Regions from separate parts of the Homo sapiens genome. Here region 1 is linked to region 2. A link is a contact called in ENCODE Hi-C or POLR2A ChIA-PET data. All regions are on one chromosome and are shown on one strand. Each heading gives the region's core, a stretch centred on a gene start or an enhancer-like site at or near the end of the contact. The rest is flanking DNA. Distances are from core to core; before and after follow the strand shown.

Evidence for each region. Hi-C counts contacts between places; a loop is a spot of excess contacts on that map. ChIA-PET counts read pairs that join two places held with the same protein, here RNA polymerase II (POLR2A). Pooled maps may share reads with other maps.
Region 1: a pooled map shows a loop between it and region 2 (1.9-fold over the local background). The contact joins the promoter of TBX5-AS1 here to the enhancer-like site in region 2. A Hi-C loop is called at or near these places in 1 of 50 pooled maps. POLR2A ChIA-PET finds 5 or more read pairs at or near these places in 2 of 52 experiments (BJ and OCI-LY7).

The regions. Positions count from the first base shown.
Region 1 is chr12:114,406,866-114,409,565 of GRCh38, reverse strand. It overlaps TBX5-AS1 (TBX5 antisense RNA 1), which reads right to left and starts at 1,371. Exons shown (of 3, transcript NR_038440.1): 1 at 1,281-1,371; 2 at 559-738; 3 at 1-100. It also overlaps a transcript of TBX5 not described here. RefSeq lists an enhancer at 1-274.
Region 2 is chr12:114,318,281-114,320,980 of GRCh38, reverse strand. No RefSeq gene overlaps it. Among named protein-coding and RNA genes, the nearest start is that of LINC02459, 78 kb to the right of the region's middle. Within about 2 kb of position 1,425, at least 2 of the 41 ENCODE cell types and tissues checked have a DNase peak (open chromatin) inside an H3K27ac peak, as active enhancers do.

The sequences.
Region 1 (2,700 bases), core at 122-2,621, 89 kb before region 2:
GCTCGGAGTTTCCCCTTTTCCTTGCAGCCCCGGCGGGGCCTAGGCCTCGGTTTCCGGCCCACCTCGGCTCAGAGGTCAAGTAGGAACTCATCTCGTCGACCTAGGGTTTGGGAGAAGGATTTCGGGTTGCGTTCTTGGCATCTGGGAGCAAACACGAGCCTCGGATTTGGGGACATATCGTTATTAACAGCTTGGGAAACGAAAGCGAAGCTCGGGGCAGCCACTGCAGCCTGGCTGAGAGAAAGGACGCGGGTTGTGCTCTCTGGAAGCAAAGGGGTCTGCGGCCCAGCTGGCCTGGGAGCTTGTGGCCGGCGCTGGAAGCTGCCCGCTCTCCCCGCGGGCCTGACCTTGGCTCCCGCCGCAGCTCTGCCGGCCGACTGCCTCCCTGCACATTTTGCTGCCGTTCCAGTCCTTACAGGACCGGGCCTGGAGCCAGGCCATGCTTCGGAAAGCCCTGGGGGTTGGGGACGCGCAAAACCCAGAATCGAACCCCGAAGCTGGGGGCAAGTCCAGATTCAGACGTCCAGCTCCCTCGGGACCCCTTGGCGGAGAACTTACCCTTCCGGAAGGCCCGACGCTCTCCGGCTCTGTGCTGGGCAGGCCTAGCTCTTCTCTCGGCGCCACCAGGGGCGTCTACGCGGTACGTTTTGCAACTCAACCTAGTGGGTTTCCAGCGGTGCGCAAAAGTTTGCGAGCATCCACCACTGCGCTGCTTAGAAATTGTGCCCATTGATCAGACTAAAAATAATAGTCGTCGTGATTACAAAACAAAATAGAGTGCCTCGTGCCTCGGCGGGCCCTGGTACAATAATTATTCTCTACAGAAACCACCTCTCTCCACTCCCACCCCTACTCCACCACCCACTCGCACCCCGCCCCTGCCGGGCCACTCTGGGACGAATTGCATTCTTGGACCTTTCTCTCCGCAAGGCACATTACGGAGAACTCCCTCTGTCTCGTGTCCCCTCCACGACAACCCAGTAATTATTTCTATGCAAGTCTGCAAGAGGGCACTGAGTTATCGCATCCCAAGCCTAACCAGCTAGAGCGGCGCCTCGGTATTCATTTGCCCAGAGCTCCTCCGCGGGGGATTTAAAAATAATAATAATAATAATAAGGATCCCATGCCTTATGCAAGAGACCTCAGTCCCCCGGAACAACTCGATTTCCTTCCAATAGAGGTCTGAGGTGGACTCCCACCTCCCTTCGTGAAGAGTTCCCTCCTCTCCCCCTTCCTAAGAAAGTCGATCTTGGCTCTATTTGTGTCTTATGTTCATCACCCTCATTCCTCCGGAGAAAGCCGGGTTGGTTTATGTCTTTATTTATTCCCGGGGCCAAGACGTCCGGAACCTGTGGCTGCGCAGACCCGGCACTGATAGGCGAAGACGGAGAGAAATTTACCTCCCGCCGCTGCCCCCCAGCCAAACGTGACAGCGCGCGGGCCGGTTGCGTGACTCGTGACGTCTCCAAGTCCTATAGGTGCAGCGGCTGGTGAGATAGTCGCTATCGCCTGGTTGCCTCTTTATTTTACTGGGGTATGCCTGGTAATAAACAGTAATATTTAATTTGTCGGAGACCACAAACCAACCTTGAGCTGGGAGGTACGTGCTCTTCTTGACAGACGTTGGAAGAAGACCTGGCCTAAAGAGGTCTCTTTTGGTGGTCCTTTTCAAAGTCTTCACCTGAGCCCTGCTCTCCAGCGAGGCGCACTCCTGGCTTTTGCGCTCCAAAGAAGAGGTGGGATAGTTGGAGGTGAGTTTCACCCTGGAGGACTGAGGGGGGAAATAGGTTTCTCTTTGCACTTGGCCCTCCTTGGCTTTTCACCCCGTCTTAGTCTTGCTGAATCTTCTCTTGCTGTGCTGCTACTTCTCATGAACGAAATAAGAATGGCTTCGTGTGTCACCTGGCAAGAATGGATTCTCTCGAAAGGTTTGAAAATCCCTATTTTGCTTGGTGGCCCAGACCATCTGTGCTCAATGAGCTAAGCAAATCTGGCTGGGCTATTACCTGGGAGAGTCCAGATTTTTCCTCTCTGGAGGGGCCTGAAGATTATTTATGGGAATTAATTTTATCCCCAAATCTCTGAGAACTTAAAGGGATTGGGAAGGTCTTTCTGGATTTCCCTTTCCCTCTACTGGAGATGTAGCGGTTCAGCCTTCTTCCGATGCCATGTTTGTTTTTCGTGTCTTCGGCCTAGGGTCGCCTTGCCAGCAAGCCTAAAGGCCTCCAAGCTGACTTGGAGGGTGAGGGTGTTTTCACAAATAAATACATCGCCTGGGCAAAGGGAAAATATCTGTTTGCAAACAAACCTGGAAGGTGGAGTGAGCACCATAGCAAAGGAGGGCTGGCTTTCTCCCCGGTTGCCCCACATTCAGGGTTGGAGATTCTCCACTTTGGCATTTTGCAGCAATGGCCTGGCCTGGGATTTTAGCAGAGCAGTCACAGAGGGTTACACAGCTGCTGACCTCGGGGCATTTCTCCTCCCTCCATCCCTTTCTCCAGACCTTGACTTGCAGGCCCAAGTCTCTTATCAGAACCCTAGAAAAATCAGTATGATGGGGGTACAGGAGGTAAGGATGGGAAACAGAACAGGACTCCTGACATTTACTCCAAGCACCAATATTCGGTGTCCCAATCTGGGTCTGCTCAGACTGAGACCTACTGACTGTGTTTGTGCTTTTATTGACCTCTTCAACTCAC
Region 2 (2,700 bases), core at 176-2,675:
CATCCCGTCCAGCGGTGTTGGTCATGCTCTGTGAGTTTTTCTTACTGGGTTCTCTATGGTAACTATGGTAGCATGGTTACCGAGTGGGAGTTTGTTGGGAGTGGTTAGGCTTTGGGCTTTGGGATCCCATTGACCTAGGTTCAAATCCTGGCTCTGCCTCTTATTACCATATAATCTTGCCTATGTGTATGTAACCTGTCTGATGCTCAATTTCCTCATCTGAGAAATGAGGACGATAATGACGATGACCTGTATTAATGGAGGTATGAATGAAACACAGCACTTAGCACAGTGTCTGCAACATTGTAAACTCTCAGCAACTGAGAACTGGTGTTTCTCTTAATACTGTTATTTATGATAGTAATAGTCTTACCAGGCATCATAATTAGTAACAGGAGGTCATGACACATTTCCAGATGAGGAAACTGAGGCACTGAGCCATAGGTACCTTGCTTTAGTGAAACCTTGCCATTGTCGGTGTCAGTAATGGGCTTTACAGACCCAAAGAGTGGGATTTTAAAAGTCTTCCCCATAAATAAACGAGAAGAAAGCAATCTCTTGGCCCCGGAGACCACTTCCTAGCCTAGGATAAGCAAGTAAGATATTTACGACGCAGCCTCCATAGAGGAGACATTGTTCTGGGTGAACTGAACGGGCAGTGGTCAGACCACATCTAAAATGCTTCAACTGGTTTTTGCTGTGGCTTTTTCACAAAGAAAGATCTTATTGCCTCTGAAAGAGGCCGCTGGGATAATTCCAGGTGGTAGCACGGCTCTGAAAAAACCCAGGAGAATATTGCAAGGGAGGCAGGATTTCGGAGGGGAGCAAGATGAATTACGTCCTCTAGCATGCAAAGAAAGGAGAGGAAAGCAGAGAAATGGAATTAAGGCTAGTGAGGGAAACCAGCCAAGGGCCTTTGGGCGTAGTAGTAATAACGATGACAGTAATCGAAGTTGGCAGTTATGAAGCACCTACTGTGTGCTGTGTTCTCATTGACACATGATTTTTAGTTTTCTCCTTGATTCTTAAAACAATTTGGTAAAAGAGATACTGACATTCTCTTTTGCAGATGAGGAAAGTAAGGCCTAGAAAAGTGAAGTCATTCTCCACTGAGCCCTGGATTCCAATTCAAGCTTGGCTGGCTGCTTTCAAAGCCCATTTTTCCACCCACTATCAAATTGTGGAGCCAGGCTAATGAAAGTGGACTGGAGAAATCTACCCCGAGGAAAGGGAAGCCTGGTTTTGTGGGGGTGTGGGTGCGTGCTTGGCTCATCCCAACGTGTTGGCCTTCTGGCTAGCAGGAGGAATTAATTCTGGCCTCTGCAGCAGCCCTCGCTTCTTTGCCAAAAGGCAAGAGGCTGGAGTCCTGCTCGCGGCTCCCTCCTCCTCCTGCCACCTACACATCCACGAGTCACTTCCAAGGGTGGAGAAGGCTTTGAAGTCGGTAGTGACGCCGTGGAGGGTGAAGGCTTCGGAGAACTGAAGAGGTGAACACAGGGCCAGCAGATAAGCAACCTAAACAACCAAGAGTGCACTCCCAGGCACAGAATGAAGAATTTCTGACAATGAGTTTTTGCCTGGCTTTTGCTTAGTCTAGTTTTTAGAGCTATGAAGGATGATGTTCCTGAACTTGGCTAAGCCAGAAATGGAAGAGGCTATTAGCTTAGCAGTAGTCTATGAACTTTCCCCCAGAGCTGGAGCTCTGGATCTCTTGCCTCAGTTAGGGCTTCCCTGTAGCTTTCTCTCTGTCTTTCTGTATTGAATAAATCAATCTAGGGCCTACAAGAGTCCTGGGAGATGCATTTTATGCGAATGTCCATTTTTCTTCTGAGAGTATTCAAAGCCTTCACTGGAGCCTGTGGGATCCCTCCTTGAAAAGTTAAACCTTGTTGGAAGTAAACAAATGAAAGGAATGCAAGTAGTTACCACCAAGGTAGAGGATGCCAATTACTTTTCATCAATAATAAAATAATAATGAGTCACCTCTCGTCTTAGTAGTGTTTCCTCAGAGGTAAACCCCAAAACAAGTATCTGAGTGCTCATAAATTTTTATTTCATTTTGTTTTGCTTTTGGAGGTGATTCCAGTAAGCACCAGTAAGGGAGTGGGAGTGGAGAAATTTGAAAGGCAAGAAGTTCATACAGCATGTGTTAATGAGTAGGTTACTGTTATGGGTAACTGAGGCTCATTCCTGCTGGGGAACTCTGAGACACAATACAGAACGTGCCTTGGAGTTGTCCTACCTGAGGGATAAAAAGATAGAGTACATATCTTCCAACCCCAGCCTGTCATTGTCTGAGGGCTGTTCCTGGGAGTGTCAGCTCACCAGAACTGCTGGTCTACCTCGGGAGCGAGATTCCGGGAGAAGCCCTCAAAGGGAGAGCTGTGGATGCCTGCACTAGGAGCCATCAGCATGCACAGGAATGGCATGCACTGGGAGCTTATGGGTGAACTCCCAATGGTGTATACTATATCTATACATTCACATTTGTTTCATTTCTGAATGCAATTGCTTATAGGAGACATAGCTCCCAAGATGACAGCCTTGGATTTTGTAATAAATTAGAAACAAGGCTCATATAATATTAATAATAGAAGTATTTACATAAATGCTGTGGGCTTACAGGTGAGCTGCTGGGCTGAAGCATCATAAAACATTTCATTGCATAGAAAATAAACAGTGCTAATGTGGCAGAAGAAC